Regions from separate parts of the Homo sapiens genome. Here region 1 is linked to region 2. Evidence: read pairs that join two places in POLR2A ChIA-PET (ENCODE). Cell type or tissue: Caco-2. All regions are shown on one strand.

Region 1 (8,000 bases), 98 kb after region 2:
TTGGATATCTCATGTAATTTATTGAATACAGTACACTGTAGAGTACAGTATTGGTGGTTTGCCCTCATGGTAGCTTGGCTGACGGGGAGCACAAACTCTCTGCCACAGCCCAGCATCGTGAGAGAGTATGGGACTGTGTGTCGCTAACCTGGCCAATGATAGAAATGCAAAATTCAAAGTATGGTTTCTACTGTGTGCATATAGCTTTTGCACCCTAGTAAAGTTGAAAAATTGTAAGTCAGACAAACCATCATAAGTCAAACTGTCATAAGTCAGGGACTGTCTGTCCTTTATCCTCAGCCCATCTTTTCCTCCTCACCTTTCCTCCAACCCCTTCACTCCCTGTATTCCTACCACAATGGCCCTTTCTCAATCAGTCTAATCACATCATGCTCCCTTCTTCTTCAGGGCCTTTGCACACGTCATTTGTTCTTCCTGGAATGTCTTCTCTCACCAAGAGAGGAATATATTTCTACTCACTTTTAAGATACCAGCTCAATTACTCCTTCCTCAGTCCAGACTCCCTTGATCTGTCTGACTAGATCAGGTCCCTGCACTATACTTTACCATTACTCTCATGAAAGCCATGCTTGAGAGCTCAAGCTTTATTCTGGAGGCACTGAGATTCTATGGCAGATAGAGTTTGAGAGTACTTACCTGTTTCGTGAAGGTCCAGTGCTGCTAGAGACATTAAAGTTGCTGAAGTGGTTTTTGGTCATATAATTTGTGAATCTTATTAACCATCCCTTGACAAAGAACTGAGAATTGTTGATCATATTGTAAAATAGAATGTAAATGGCCATGCAGTTTCTTTGTATAGATTCTCCAAATTATTGGAATATGAGCCAATTCCATGGGATTAATTTAGGTCCTATTATCTGCAATAAGACATCCCTTGTCAGATTTTCGTTGTCAGGGGCAAGTCTAAAATGTCCAACCATTGCATGCAAACTCGTAGTAAAGCCATTGTCTAGTTATTAACAAATGATGAGCAGGTGAGTGAATTGACAGGAATTATTCTTTTGGGATGTTGCCTCTGGCAGAACCTCAGTTATGGCCTCTGTCATTCTCCCTTCCTAATTTCATTATCTTCCAAATATTATTGACCTCAGATGTTAAGAAAGGTCCAGGTTCCTGGGGGTCGGCACATCGTTCCTTCTTTTGCCAGATATAAGAAACTTTGGGGACCTTGGCTACCAGCCTTTTCCTGTCAGGAAGGTCTGGTGCCATCCTCTTTGATATTGCCCTGTGCCTGTCTAGGTTGGCAGTCTTGTGACAAATCAGTACCTGTCATGGCCCGTGGGTACTTTGGCACTTCAGAGCCATGCAGAATGTGGACAGTGGGTTTGGAATTGTCATTGAGATGCCACTTTCTTATTCTTCTTGTGTTGGTGCCTAGAGTCACAATCCGGCCTGAAGGGCCAGGAGGTTTTCTGGCCCAGGGTAGATCCCCCTTGGCCCACGTACAAGAATCTTCATGCTGACTGAGTTGGAATCTCCTGGTGAGAAGTGATTTGTTGTCCTGATGAGAATGTAAACACTTGCTAAAGTTGAGTATCGTTTCTCATGTGAGTTCTATTATAGCCTTCTGTGTTTATAAACATGTCTTGAGCATGAGGGAGAAATGTGGTAACCTTTGAGTCCCCAAGAAAATGTTCATTTGTTTTCTCTGTGGGCTGAAATTAAGATAACTCAGCATCCTTCTCTGAGCATCCCATATCCCTCTTGCTTTTCCTAGCAGGCCTGGGATGATGCCCAGTTTGCCATTTCCTAATTGTTCCATCCTCTTCCAGTAGAGTCTGTTATCTTTTGAAAAAGTACAGTTCATATTCAGCAGGCATCTACCAGCGGGGCTCAAAGTCCAGGGAAGTCCTCAGTCCAGTCTAACAAACTGTTATTAAATTTTTTTAAAGGTTTAAGGTGTCGAACATTTGAGAAAACAGAGTTGCTGCCCTTGTGCTGCTCACATGTGTGTTAGCACATGTAACAGACATATACATGAATAAGGCATGATGTGCAGTGGCAAATGAGGGGGTAGAAAATACATGTTCTGAGGGTGCTGCAGAGAACAGAAGTCAGATTCAGAAAACTGGGCAAGACTTTATGGAAGAGGAGTGCCTTTCAATTGTGCCTTGAAAGGTGAATTAGATTTTAACAGGCAGAGATTTGGTGGGTGAAAAAGAGGGACAGAGAGCCCCGCCTTTTTTTTTTTTTTTTTTTTTTTTTTTTTTGAGACAGAGCCTTTTTTTTGAGACAGAGTCTCACTCTGTCACCCAGGCTGGAGTGCAGTGGTGCAATCATGGCTCACTGCAGCCTCCGCCTCCCAGGTTCAAGCGATTCTTCTGCCTCAGCTTCCCAAGTAGCTGGGATTACAGGTGCCCGCCACCACGCTCGGCTAATTTTTGTATTTTTGGTAGAGACAGGGTTTCACCATGTTGGCCAGGCTGGTCTCGAACTCCTGACCTCAGGTGATCCGCCCGCATTGGCTTTCCAGAGTGCTGGGATTACAGGTGTGAGCCACCACGCCCAGCTGAGAGCCTCTTTTTTTAAACAATTTTTTTTAAGGGACAGGATCTTGCTCTGTCATTTAGACTAGAGTACAGTGGTATAATCATAGCTTACTGCAGCCTCGAACTCCTGGGCTCAAGCGCTCCTCCTGCCTCAGCCTCCCAAATAGCTGGAAGTATAGCTCTACCACCACACAGTCTAGCTACTATGCCCGGCTAATTTATTATTTGTGGAGATGGGGTCTCACTTTGTTCCCCAGGTTGGGACGGAGCCCATTTTAGACAGTACAAACAATAGGCACAAGAGGGATGGCTCTGTAACGTTAGTAGGGCATATTTGCAGAAAAGTATGTGGTGCCTTGTAACCAGTACTTCCGGTACCTAGGTGGGGTAGAACTAGAGAACAAGTAGAGGGGGGAGAATGGGGCCAGCTGATGAAGAGCTTTGAATGATACACTTAGAAATTTGGCCTTTGTTCTGGAGACAGTGGTTGGAGCTGGATTCAAAGATTTTTGAGTAGGAAAGTGATCCAATCGACCCATTCTTCAAAATTAGAACTGGTAGCAGCATTGTGGATAGACTAGAGAGGAGAGGCTGGAGGCATGGGGACCTGCTGCAAAAATTTTGCTGCAAAATTATGAGGTTCTGAACCAGGGCAATAATTGGAGGGAATTAAAAGGGGTGGTAAATTCAGAGTTTTTGTTGATTGTTAGTTTGAGACTCAGTCTTACTGTGTCACTTAGGCTGGAGTGCAGTGGTGTGATCTCTGCTCACTGCAACCTCCGCCTCCCAGGTTCAAGTAATCCTCCTGCCTCAGCCTCCCAAGTAGTGGTATTACAGATGCGCACCACCATGCTTGGCTAATTTTCGTAATTTTAGTAGAGACGAGGTTTCGCCATGTTGGCCAGGCTAGTGTCAAACTCCTGACCTCAGGGGATCCGCCTGCCTCGACGTCCCAAAGTGCTGGGATTACAGGTGTGAGCCACTGCACCCAGCCTGTTTTGTTTTTAGATAGGTACATAGAATTCACCATCAGTCTGGATGACAGAGCTGAGAGATGATGAAGTCACAGGCAATTTTACAAGATTTCTTCTAGTCTTAGTTATTAGATGGATGGTGATACCATTTACTGAGCTACACCCAAGAAGGAAGTTTAGGGGCAAATGAGTTTGAGCAGCCGGTATACCGAACATCTCAGAAGAGCTGAAAATACCAGTTTGGAACTTGGTAGAGACGTCAGAGCCAAGCGTAGATTTGGGAGTTTGATTTATGTCTGCAGTAGGCATTCCTTTCATGCCTATCATGTGCCAGGCAGTGTTCTCTCATATGTTAACTCAGGCTTGAAAGCACTTAGCACATGGCAGGCATCTCCACAGAGACAGTGGCTGAGCGATTGGAGTGAGTAAGAGAGAATGTAGTTTCAAGAGTAAAGGAGAACAAAGTAGGGTGACCTAGTCTGAAGGACAGGCGCAGAACAGTCAGTGGAACAGCCAGAGATAGCAGCGAGAGAGGTGAGAAGAGGACCAGGAGTAGGTGGTAGAATGGAGTGGAGGAAAGTCAGCGAATGTAATAGTGTCGAACCCTGCAGGGAAGTTAAGAAGTGGCCATACCGTTGCATTCATCATGGGAAGAATTTCAGTAGAATGGTAAGGACAGGAGGACAAGGTGGGGGAAGATAGGTGAATCTATAGATGCATTTGTGTCATCTGATCTGAGGAGACATTTCTCAGAAACCATTCTGTGTGGCACTGATGTTTACAGGTCAACCTGGAGGTTCCTGAGAGGAAGTGCACTGTAGCCAGACATGTGGTATCCCAGCTAGCTTTACTCTGTTCTCCAGAAATCAGCCTGTAAACATTCAGTTGCCTGGTAGCTGACTAAATACAGGCTAACCTAAAGCCTTAAACATTTTAATTTGCAAAACCTTTGTTGTATTAAATCACAAATGGGAGGCAATTTAGCAATGCATCTCTAAAATTGCACTGGGCTCTGGCCGTGGTTTTGCAATTTATGTTGAAAACGAAAATTGAACTCTGTGGCATAAAAACAGATTGTTGATTTTGTGATTAATTTGGTCTCTAAGGCCAAGGAAACTGTTAATGCTGTATATCAGTTATAAAGTTGTGGTAGTATTTGTGGAGCAAAATGAAAAATCAATATCGTAACTACAGGATAGCTCTTTTAAAATCCAAGGTGCATTTTGTTGCAAATTGCATGGAAGAAACTGTCCCCCAAAGGGACAAACATACCTTCCTTATTTCACAAGTGTGTGTCTGTTGTGGAAAAACAGAGGAAAATGGTTGGGCATTATTACAGTATAGCTGGGGGTACTAGGAGAAGGATCAAATTGTTCAATTTAGAGTAAAACCTCACTTACAGTTACCTGTGTCCTAAGGCAACCTCCAGGAGTAATCTCTAGGAGGGTTGTGAGTCAGAAGTCCAGATACCTGGGTAACACTTTAGCCTCTGCTAATCACTTGCTGGTATCAGATGAGCCTCTTCCCCTCCCTGGCGTGTTTTGTGGTTTTATGTGTTAACTTCAGAGATGCACTGACATGCGTCAGTGAAAAAGGAGTGTCTTCCATTAGCATCATTATGAATACTACACCAAAGGGGTTTGTTTATGTTTTCCATTCCTAGAAGTGAATAGACTTCTTTTCTATTAAGCTTGTGTATTTAGAGAGGAGTGTGGGGAAATTCTTTCTTGTTTTGCCTTTTGTTTTGATAAAAGCAAATGGTTCCCACTCGCCGTAGAATCATCATCAACAGATTGCATGGGGAATGTTGAGGTTGGAGCCTCTTCTTAATGGGGATTTTGAGAACCAGGACATGACTTGTTCACCGGTTCATTTCTGCTGGCCATGATGCTTAGATGAGAAGTAGATCTCTCAACATCCAGGCACATTTGTTCTGCGATTCCACCTACCATTTTCCTGGGTAGTGCTGGGATTAATTAAGTCTGATACGCCATCCAGTTGAAATTTACTACCAGCTTCTTAGCCTAGTATATATTATCCTTACAAGTCAGGCCTCACCTTGAGGTCAGAAGAAGATGCAGCTTGTTCAAGAAAGAAGTGTTAGTGGAAATACGAAGAGTTCCTTCCAGTGAACTGTGCCTCAAGTGGCCTTTGTAAACTGCTTCTGTTCTGTGTGACTTATAATTATCTGAGAGCTGGGGGTTTTGTGGTAGATTTTCTTTGATGTATGGGCAGTGGTGGTAATTTGTTTCTTTCTTCCCCCTTCTATTTTGCTTTGCCTCATTTCAACTTAAGCAATGAATTGTGTGGTCTTTTATAATATAGAGATTAGTGTAGCCATTTTTAGCCAGTTTTTATCATCTCCCTTAGGAGCTGACTCTATGCAAAAGAAACACTTCTGTCTTGTCAGAATGACGGTGATTACCCCACAGTTTGGATCATCTCCAGCAGCTTTGTTCCCTGAAAAGCGAATTTGATTTGATGAATAAAAGTTTGGTGTATTTGATGAGTCAGAGGGCAGGAGAATGTCCTTGTCTCTGATGAGGCTCTTACAGTCAGACACATTGAACATCAGGGATAAAATAAACCTTAATCTCTGAAGGAAAAACCCTGGAGCATGAAACTGTTCCCACTAGAAATGCTGTAAATCTTGCAAACCATGTAGGTTTTCTGTTGGGGGCAACATCAAAGCCCAGTGACTTTAGAGATTAAAGTGTATTTGACAAGCAAAACTTTCCCTGTGCCTTGCTCTTTATGAGATTTGGCCTGTCTCTTGCCTTTGTTTCACCTCGCTATGACTTCCTTTCTTCCTGAGAAGTAGGAAGTATCACCTCAAGTCTGGGGTAGGCGGCCATGGTTTGTTCATTTAAAGCCACTCGTAGACCTGGCGCAGTGGCTCATGCCTGTAATCCTAGCACTTTGGGAGTCTGAGGTGGGTGGATCACCTGAGGTCAGGAGTTCAAGACCAGCTTGGCCAACATGGTGAAACCCTATCTCTACTAAAAATACAAAAATTAGCTGGGTGTGGTGGCGCATGCCTGTAATCCCAGCTACCCAGGAGGCTGAGGCAGGAGAATTGCTGGAACCCTGGGGGCGGAGGCTGCTGTGAGCCGAGACCACACCACTGCACTCCGGCTTGGGCGGCAGAGTGAGGCTCTGTCTCAAAAAAAGAAAAAAAAAAAAAAAAGCTGGTCATAGGCCCTGGCCACAGTCCCTCGGCCTTCTCGCATTGTCCTGCCCCAGTGGAGGACAGCGTCTTCTCACGATCACTTCCCAGGGACTCTCTTATTTGTGGAAGAGTTTCAGAGCCTTTTGCTGACTCGAAGAAGATCAAAAGACAGGAAGACAGTGGTTTGCCTCAGCTTGGACTTTAGCATTTCTGTTTCTTTTAAAACCATCTCCTGTGATGTCTTAGAAGAAATACTTCTTCTTTCTTTCTTTTTTCTTTTTTTTTTTGTCCTGTTTCAAATTCTGTTTCGGAGTTCTCAGTGCTTTCTCTTTCACACATTGGAAATAAATGACTGCATTTTTGTTGAAATAATTTTTTTTTTGCAGATAAATAATTGTTTAACAGAATAGAAACTTTTCTTCAGTAACGTCTTTTTTTGGAAAGTAAGTTACAAGATTTTGCTTTAAAAATACAAACTATTTTTAAAGAATTGTACTCTCTAAAGTCAAACATTCCTGCCTCCTGTCAAGTCCCTATAAGATCTGGTCTGTGGCAACTTCTCAGGGTGGTCAGATAGCAAGAGGAGGACAGATTGGGAAGGCAAAATGGCTTTAAGGGTAAACCCCACAGCGTAAAATCTCATTACTGGAAAAGCGCTTTGTGTTTAAGGATAGGTATTCCCGTGTGGAAGGACGGCCATGGCGAATGCTTAAGGGACTCACTAAAATATCTTAAATTGTCTCCGTTAAACATGTAGCATCCTTAGAGGTCAGACAGAGCTGAAACTTGAACAGCTGTACAACAAGCATCTGAGATTGTTTTTAATTGTGTTTCCTTTCTCTAACAGCAGTAATTCTTGTTTATATTGTCAAGAACCTTTCCACTGAGCACAAGCGCACCATACTTGAAGGTCAAATGCTTAACCCTTCTGCATGGTTACAATGAAAATGGACCCTTTTGTTTTCATTAATGTATACCCCAGCCATGTCTACAGGGAGAATGGGGGCCCCAAGCGTTCACCAAGCTGAAGCAACTTATTGTAAAAGAGCCACAAAGAGAGCATATTTTTGTTTCCATACAACAGTTGTTTAGCTTTTGCCTTGTGCACCCAACCATAAGACGGTATGCTTACTTATCAATGGGCAGAATTTTGGGGGACCATTTTGTTCCTTTGACCTGTGTTACTTTTTACTGACCCAACCAAATTGCTTAAAAATTTTCCCTTTCTGCTGTCAGTGTTTAAAGCTGCTTAATGTCTCTGAAGTGATCCCTTCTTTCTTTTTAACACTTTACATTCCTGTTTATCACAGCACCTGTTACTATAGTGAACCATGAAATCACAAATGC
Region 2 (8,000 bases):
CAGTTACTTTGTTTGAATAGCACAGTACTGTTTGGGGAAAACATAGTCTCTTGAAACAGCCTCAGACAATGCTGGCTTTGAGTGCTTAAAAAGGCTGCTTCATGGAATTGGAAAAGAGAAGAAACAAAGATGTTTAACACAGATTTATTAATTATTGTAGAGATGATAGATCACTCTAAAAAAGCAATACCGTAAGTGGATATGATCTCAAATAAATGTTTACAAGATGAATAACTCTTCCACATATGCTGACATTATGCAAATGGATACTTGTGGCTTGGTTTGGTATTTCCAGTGATAGTACCATAAAAGGATTTACAAGCTACTATGTCTCAAGCAGATTATACAGACAGGCGTTTGCTCTGGAAAACTGTGTTGGATGAGTTGTAAGCTGACTCTAGTGATGAAAAAGACCCGGTTGTCAACAATACATGTGAAGAGTGAATCAAATTGTCTCATGAAATGTGAGAGTGAATAAAATTATTTCTAAATTTATGCTTCATACCGTGTGTAATTTAGTATATATGTAATTGACTGGGTGCCATGACTCATGCCTGTAATCCCAGCACTGTAGGAGGCCAAGGTGGGAGGATTGCTTGAGGCCAGAAGTTTGAGACCAGCCTGGGCAACATAGCGAGACCTTGTCCCTACTAAAAATAAAGACAATTATCCAAGCATGGTGGCACCGCTGTAGTCCCAGCTACTTGGGAGGATGAGATGGGAGGATCACTTGAGCCCAGGAGTTTGATGTTATAGTGAGTTGTGATCACACCACTGTATTCCAGCCAAGGTGACAGAGCGAGACTCTGTCTCTAAAAGAAAAGAAAAAAAAAGATGTATGTAATTTAATTAATATATTTTATAATTGAGATTTGACTAATTTCTATCTCTAAAAGATTATAAATTCAAAGTTGGCTAAAATTTGTTTGTATTCTCTTATTGGAAAAATAAGAGAGTGTCTTACTTTGGGTTATTGCATATTCACTTATATGTAATTATTATTTTCAAACAGAAACTGAGGCTTCTTGAAGAGCTTGAAGACACTTGGCTCCCTTATCTGACCCCCAAAGATGATGAATTCTATCAGCAGGTAAGGTATTTTAATATTTTTATCAGTTTCAGTGATGTGTTCTGATCAACCTTATTTTACCTATGAGGAAGCTGGGCTAGAGAGGTTAAATGACAGGTGAAAAGGTCAAATTAGATCACCCATGACTTCTCATGGCCTACAGAGCATGTACATTTCTTCAGAATCGGCTTTTTGCTGTGAATTTAATGCTTTAGCATAGTGACTGTTTTTATTTCCTCGGACATTCCACACTTCCTTGCCTCTGCTCATGCTGTTTCTTCTGCCTAGCTCCTCCTCCTTCCTTTTGCTCCTTATCCTGTTGCAGATGGCTAATTCTTCAAGAGTTCAGTTAAACATCACCTCCTTTGTGAACATTTTCCCAGCTTACCCTACCTACAAGTCAAGTTGATTGCACTCCCGGTAAATAACTCTATACCACCTAGCACATGGTATTGCAATTACAGAATTCCGTGTCTCTGTCTCTGAATTAGACACCACTGTTTCAATTACAAATGACAAAAACCCAAATCAAACTCACAGTGGCAAAAAATAAGGGGAATTTATTGACTTGCCTTAGAAGTCTAGGAGTACATGGCTAAATCCAACTTTACAAAAGATGTCACCCGATCACTGTTTTTTCCTATTTTTCTTGGCTTAGCTTTCCTCAGTGTGATCTCATGCTCAATAGGCTCTCATCTGAGAGCATAGCAGGACTCTGACAGCCCAAGGGGTATGTGGCCTTTGGCATCTGGGATCTTAGAAAAAGTTAGTGAGTTCTTTTTCCCTGGTTCCATCAAATTATCCAGGAAGTAATCCTGTTGGCCTGGTTGGAGTCATGTGCTTATTACTGAACTAGTCATCATGTTCAGGAGAGTCAAATGCTCCTGTTTGCCCAGCCTAGTTCATGCACCTACTCTTGGAGTGGGGTTGGAGTGAGAGTACTCCCACCAAACTGTATGCACTATGTGAGTTAGACATGGGTGGCTCTCCCAAAGGAAAATCAGAGTCCTGTTTCCAAAGAAGGAAGAGTAGGCCCTCTGGGCATGTAAAAATAATAAATTTTCACCTCTTTTTTCCTACTACAATGTGAAGTCTTGAAGCAGAGGGTTGCCGTGAAAATCAGAATAGGAATTAGGTCACAGCATCTTTGTATCTCTAGCACCTGCATGTACATAGCTGACCATCAGTAACCAAGGAAGGAAGAGAGGAAGGAAGGACTTTACCCATCTAGAATCCAGGTCAATATGATTTCTGTGACTTCTAGCTCAATATTATTTCTAGGCCACTGTCTCTTATCTCCATTCCCATTTGATCTGCACCATCTTTCCTCTTCACTGTCAGTCCTCTTATAGGTCTGTCTAGTTTTCCTCTTTGCCCCCCTTCATCCTTGAAGCTATAGTATTTTCTAACCAAGATGTAAATCTGAGCATGGCAACCCTCTGCTTCAAATCCCACATCATTGACTGGCTCCTACATTTTCAGCCTCATCTCCCCTGCTCTTACACCTTTTATCCACACTGGATTTTTGCAGTACTTTAAATTTGCTATGAGTTTCATCTTTGGGGCCTTCTTGCTACGTCCTCTGCTGACGTACCTCCTTCTCTTTATCTGTCTCTTCTTTTTTTTTATTTTTTGACAGAGGATCTCACTCTGTCACCCAGACTGGAATGCAGTGGTGTAATCTGGATTCACTGCAACCTCTGCCCCCTGGGCCCATGCGATTCTCCCACCTCAGCCTCCCAAGTAGCTGAGACCACTGGCATGTGCCACCACGCCTGGCTAATTTTTTGTATTTTTGTAGAGACAGGGTTTCACCATGCTGCCCAGACTGGTCTTGAACTCCTGAGCTCAAGCGATCCACACACCTTGGGCTCACAAAGTGCTGGGGTTACAGGCATGACCCACCATGCCCAGCCTGTCTCTTGTTTCCTTGGTGAACTTCTGTGTTACCTGTTAGTAACAGCTCATATGTCATCTCCTGTAGGAAGCTTCCCTGACACCTCTACAACCAGAGAGTTGTCTCTGCTTCCTCTCATACTTTATCTATACCTTTATCAGCACTTAATCTCACTTAATTTTTTTTTTTTTTTGAGATAGAGTCTAGCTGTGTTGTGTGCAGGCTGGAGTGCAGTGGCGCGATCTGAGCTCACTGCACCCTCTGCCTCCTGGGTTCAAGCAAGTGCATCTGGCTAATTTTTATATTTTTAGTAGAGACATGGTTTCACCATGTTGGCCAGGCTGGTCTCGAACTCCTGACCTCAAGTGATTTGGCGTCCCAAAGTGCTAGGATTACAGGCATGAGCCATCACATCTGGCATTAATCTCACTTAATTGTAATGAATTTTTGTGTGTGCTGGCTTCCCTTATCCTCTGTACTTCGTTCAGTGCCGGGTACCTATCAGGTGCTGAATGAGTTTGCTTCAATGCATGCACCCAATAGTTAATTTGGAAAACCAGTTATATATAATAATAATGAGTTTAGTATGATTTGAATTTTGCTTCTACACACGTACACACTTCCCCAGGGATTTGGCATCTGGAAAGATTTGACAGATGTGTACAGAAATGTCATACTGCATAGTGATAGGGTGGGTGTTCTCTTTTGAACTTTCCCAGTTTTCCAGATTATCTGCAGTGAAGGTATATTCTTTTGCAATCAGGGAAAAAATAATTTTTAAAAGTACCCTTAAGACAGGTAAACCCACAAAAATGCAATTAGTTCTGAAATGCTTACTAAATTTTCATAGCTATAAGCCTTCTGGTGCATGATTACATGCATTGTCACAAAGCAACTGCCAAGCCATTTCAGCTTTTGTCGTGTGAAAATGGTACAGGAAGAATGAGATACAAAAGGTTATCAGCCCACTGTGCTCTGAACCAGCCATCCACTGAGGGATAAAAGGAAACCCAAATGCAAACAGAACAACTATCAAGACTTCTCTGTTATCTTTCCAAGGCCCGCAACAAACCCTGATACTAATATCTAATCACTCTAAGTGCACCTTGCTGTTTTTCTTTTCTTTTTTTTTTTTTGAGACAGCATCTCACTCTGTTGCCCAGGCTGGAGTGCAGTGGTGCAATATCAGCTCACTGCAACCTCTGCCTCCCAGATTCAAGCGATTCTCCTGCCTCAGCCTCCTGAGTAGCTGGGATTACAGGCACCTGCCACCATGCCTGCCTAATTTTTGTAAGTTTAGTAGAGATGGGGTTTCACCATGTTGGCCAGGCTGGTCTCAAACTCCTGACCTCACATTATCCACCTGCCTCGGCCTCCCAAAGTGCTGGGATTAGAGGTGTGAGCCACTGCGCCTGGCCAAAGTACACCTTCTAGGAAGGCTTAGTACTTCAATAAAACCTTAGTAAAAGTAAACCTCTTCTCTTAAAAGATGAAGTGAAAATACTTTTTAATGACATGAGTAAATAGAAAGTTCAGACCTGACACTGGGTCCCTTAAACAGGCCCTCACCACAGGAATGCCAATCCAGCTGCCAGTCATAAACACAGGAGTCTGTTCAGCTTCCATTTTGGGTCTGTCGATTGATCCTTACAGTGTGCTAGGCTTTGTGCTACATGTTTTATGCATGCTCTCACATGCAATCCCCACAACAGCCTCATTCATTGTATTCAGCAACTACTTTTCTTCAGGCTTGAGGTACTTGAGGTAGGTATTTCTGTTTTAGAAATCAAGAGAGGAACCAGGCACAACTGTAAGTTCCACCTACTTGGGAGGCTGAGGTGGGAGGATCATTTGAGCCCAGGAATTGGAGTTCAGCCTGCCTCTCATAACAAGATTAAAAAAGGAGGAAATCAGGAGAGACTAAGTTAGTTATCTGAGTGGGAGAGCTGGAGTTCAGCCCATATTTGTCTGACTCTGAAGGCCCATGCTCTTTCTGCTGTATTGTCCACCTCTTGGTCTACCATGCTCCAATTCAAAACACCTTCAGAGAAGTTTTGCAGTTTCTTTTAATAGGACCGTAGAGAAAAGCAAAACCAAACCACCAAGGGTCAAAGCAGAAAAGCAGAGAGAACTTCTGTTAGCTCATCATGGAACACAAGGAAACGAGGAATTACATAGTCAGAAAACAAACTCTGACTTCCAGAAATATGAATGCAGCCCCTTTTATCCAAAGAAAATGAGACCATCCTCAGTAACCCCCTTGCTGTCACTGATTGTGTGCTAGCTGTGTGCCAGGTTGTTCTGCTGCTACTTTAAGTGCATTACACGTGTGAGCTCACTGAAATCTTGCTATATGCTTCTGAGACAGGTGTTACTAAAACCCTATTTTAGAGATGAGGAAACCGAGGGACAGAGAGGTTCAAAAATTTGTTTAAGACTTATGTGCAGGATATGTTGGGACTAGGATTTAAGTCTGGGCTGTTGGCTTTTGGGTCTCCACTCTTAAGTCCTATACTGCTTCTCTCTTCCCTTGTGTCTCTTCATCCTTCTGAGATAACTCTGCTCTTGTCTCAAAGGTTCCAGACCTCTGTCCCCATCCCAGCTCTCCCTGTGACCTCCAGCTCTCCACTTCCAACTGCCTACGGAGTGGCTCTACCTGAAAGTCTTCCAGCTACATCTAACTCAACATGATTCATATTCATTAAGTTACTTACTCCATTAAACAAATGGATTTCACTCCCCGACTCTGTGCCAGGTACTGTTTTAGGCATTAGAAATGAAGTTGTGAAAACTGACAAGAGATTCGTGTCTTCTTTGAGCTTATTTCTTGTGGGGCAGGTGATGTAGGAGCAAGCCATGTAGATACTTGTTGGAAGAATGTTCTGGGCCTACAGAACAGCAAAGCCTCAGGTATACTTGACAGGAAAAGCACCCGAGGCCAACATACCTGGAGCAGAGGGAGACAGCTGGTGAGAGCAGGGGAGACGGTCAGAGAGAGAGAGAGAGAGAGAGAGAGGCCCGGTTATACGAGAACTTATAGTCTGTAAGTTCTGTAAGAAGAGCATTGGCGGTTACTCTGAGATGAGGAGGCATGAGAAGGCTTGGAGCAAAGCGTGACAGGATGTCACTTACATTTTAATAAGGATTCTTTCTACAAGGCTCTTCCCATTCAGCCTCTTCTCTAACGGTATCCCCTAGTCCCATTCTTGAGATTAGAAAGCTCACCACCCTCAACTTCTATCCATTGCTTTCTTCCCTCATTTAGTCACTGGGTCCCTGGTGGTTTTACCTCTTTAGAATCTCTCAAATTGTTTTTTCTTTTTCCATCCCACAGACACTGCCTCAACTATGTAGGCCACATTGATCACTTTCTGCCTCCGCAGTTTTAGCATCCTCCTGATTAGCGTTCCTCATGCCCTCCCCAGTGCCATCAGAACTGACTTGTACCTCCTTGTTTTATAAATTTTGTTGAGTCGCCTTTGCTTCCAAGATCAAGTTCAAATTCCTCAGCATATCCACCCTATAAGGCCATTGACTTTCTTGTTTTTTTTTTTTTTTTTTTTTTTTTTTTTTGAGACAGAGTCCCGCTCTGTCACCCAGACTGGAATGTAGTGGTGCGGTCTTGGCTCACTGTAACCTCCGCTTCCCAGGTTCAAGCGATTCTCCTGCCTCAGCCTCCCGAATAGCTGGGACTACAGGCGCGCGTCACCATGCCTGGCCAATTTTTGTATTTTTAGTAGAAACAGGGTTTCGCCTTGTTGGCCAGGCTGGTCTCAAACTCCTGACCTCAAGTGATCCGCCTGCCTCGGCCTCCCAAAGTGCTGGGATTACAGGTGTGAGCCACTGCACCCAGCTGCCATTGACTTTCTGACCCTAAACTACCTCTCTGGTGTAATCTCATCCCATGGCCTAAAATGGCGCCCAATCATAAACTCTCGTCATAGGGAGTTCTTGGTTCCACCCTGACTCTGCTGTGCCCTCTTATCCTTCCTTGCCTTTGTGCCCACTAGTACTCTCTTCCCTTTTCTGTCTGGTGAGCATCTACTCTTAAAGACTTTACTTAAACACTACATGTTCTGTGAAGGCTTCAGAAAATCCCTTCTGTTCTAAAATGTATGAAAAATCTGACTGCTTCTCACCACCTCTGCTTCTTACACCGTGGCCAAAACTGCCATCATCTCTGTTGCAACAGCCTCCTGACTGGTTCTGCCTCCTTCCCCTGGTCTAGTTTAACACAGCATCCGGAATGATCTTTGAAAACATAAATCAGCTCATTACACTTTCTTGCTCAAAGCCCTTGAATAGCTTCCCATCAGCCTAGGACCTGACATGCACCCACAAAGCTCTACATGCTTGGGTTCCTAACTGCTTCCCTCACCTCATTTCCTGCCCCTGCCCACTCCCCACCCCCCCTCACACTTTTCTTCCTATTCTGGCACTTTACTCTTCCTGGAATAAACCAAGCTCACTCCTGCCCCAAGGCCTTTGCACTGAATGTTCCCTCAACCTGGAACTCTCTCATCCCCCCAGGCATCTGCAGATATTGTATCCTTGTTTCTTGCTTTCTTCTGCTCTGATGTCACTGTATCTAGAGGCCTTCCCTTACCACCCTGTGGAAAGTAGGCATACTTACCCCAGCACTCCCTATCCTACTTTCTCGGCTTTATTTTTCCCCGTAGACTTATCATCATCTAAAATACCGTATATTTTACTTATTTATATGCTTATTGTCTGGCTCACCTTGCTAGGACATGAGCTTCTAGAGAGAAAATAGACGTTTCGCTCTCTTCCATATTCTCAGCACCCAAGTGCTTTGCAAATAGTATGTGCTCAATACATATGTATTCAGTACCTAAGGGTTTTCCAGCTTTTCCTTCCCAATTATTCCCTGCTCCCACAGCAGTATACTCACACTTCTATTGTAGGACATTCTTCTCTTTTGGTTTCCATTTTGGTTTATACTGTTAAATTATGAGATGCTGTCAAATAGGACCTATCTTCTTTTAATCCTTGTATGTCTGGCACTTTATACAG

Evidence for each region. ChIA-PET counts read pairs that join two places held together with the same protein. Peaks named below come from ENCODE experiments on the same cell type or tissue, not always from the same donor. Only the 100,000 strongest peaks of a DNase experiment are listed, where the experiment ranks them.
Region 1: POLR2A ChIA-PET joins it to region 2 with 6 read pairs; 4 of 35 experiments call an interaction of 5 or more read pairs at or near these places.

The regions. Positions count from the first base shown.
Region 1 is chr16:53,907,332-53,915,331 of GRCh38, forward strand. All of the region lies in intron 7 of FTO (FTO alpha-ketoglutarate dependent dioxygenase), which reads left to right. Among named protein-coding and RNA genes, the nearest start is that of FTO-IT1, 130 kb to the right of the region's middle. RefSeq lists an enhancer at 6,958-8,000. In Caco-2, no CTCF peak of the experiment used is centred here; a DNase peak (open chromatin) is centred at 4,990.
Region 2 is chr16:53,809,128-53,817,127 of GRCh38, forward strand. It overlaps FTO (FTO alpha-ketoglutarate dependent dioxygenase), which reads left to right. Exons shown (of 9, transcript NM_001080432.3): 2 at 1,013-1,090. Among named protein-coding and RNA genes, the nearest start is that of FTO, 110 kb to the left of the region's middle. In Caco-2, no CTCF peak of the experiment used is centred here; DNase peaks (open chromatin) are centred at 3,964 and 4,444; H3K27me3 peaks cover 119 bases.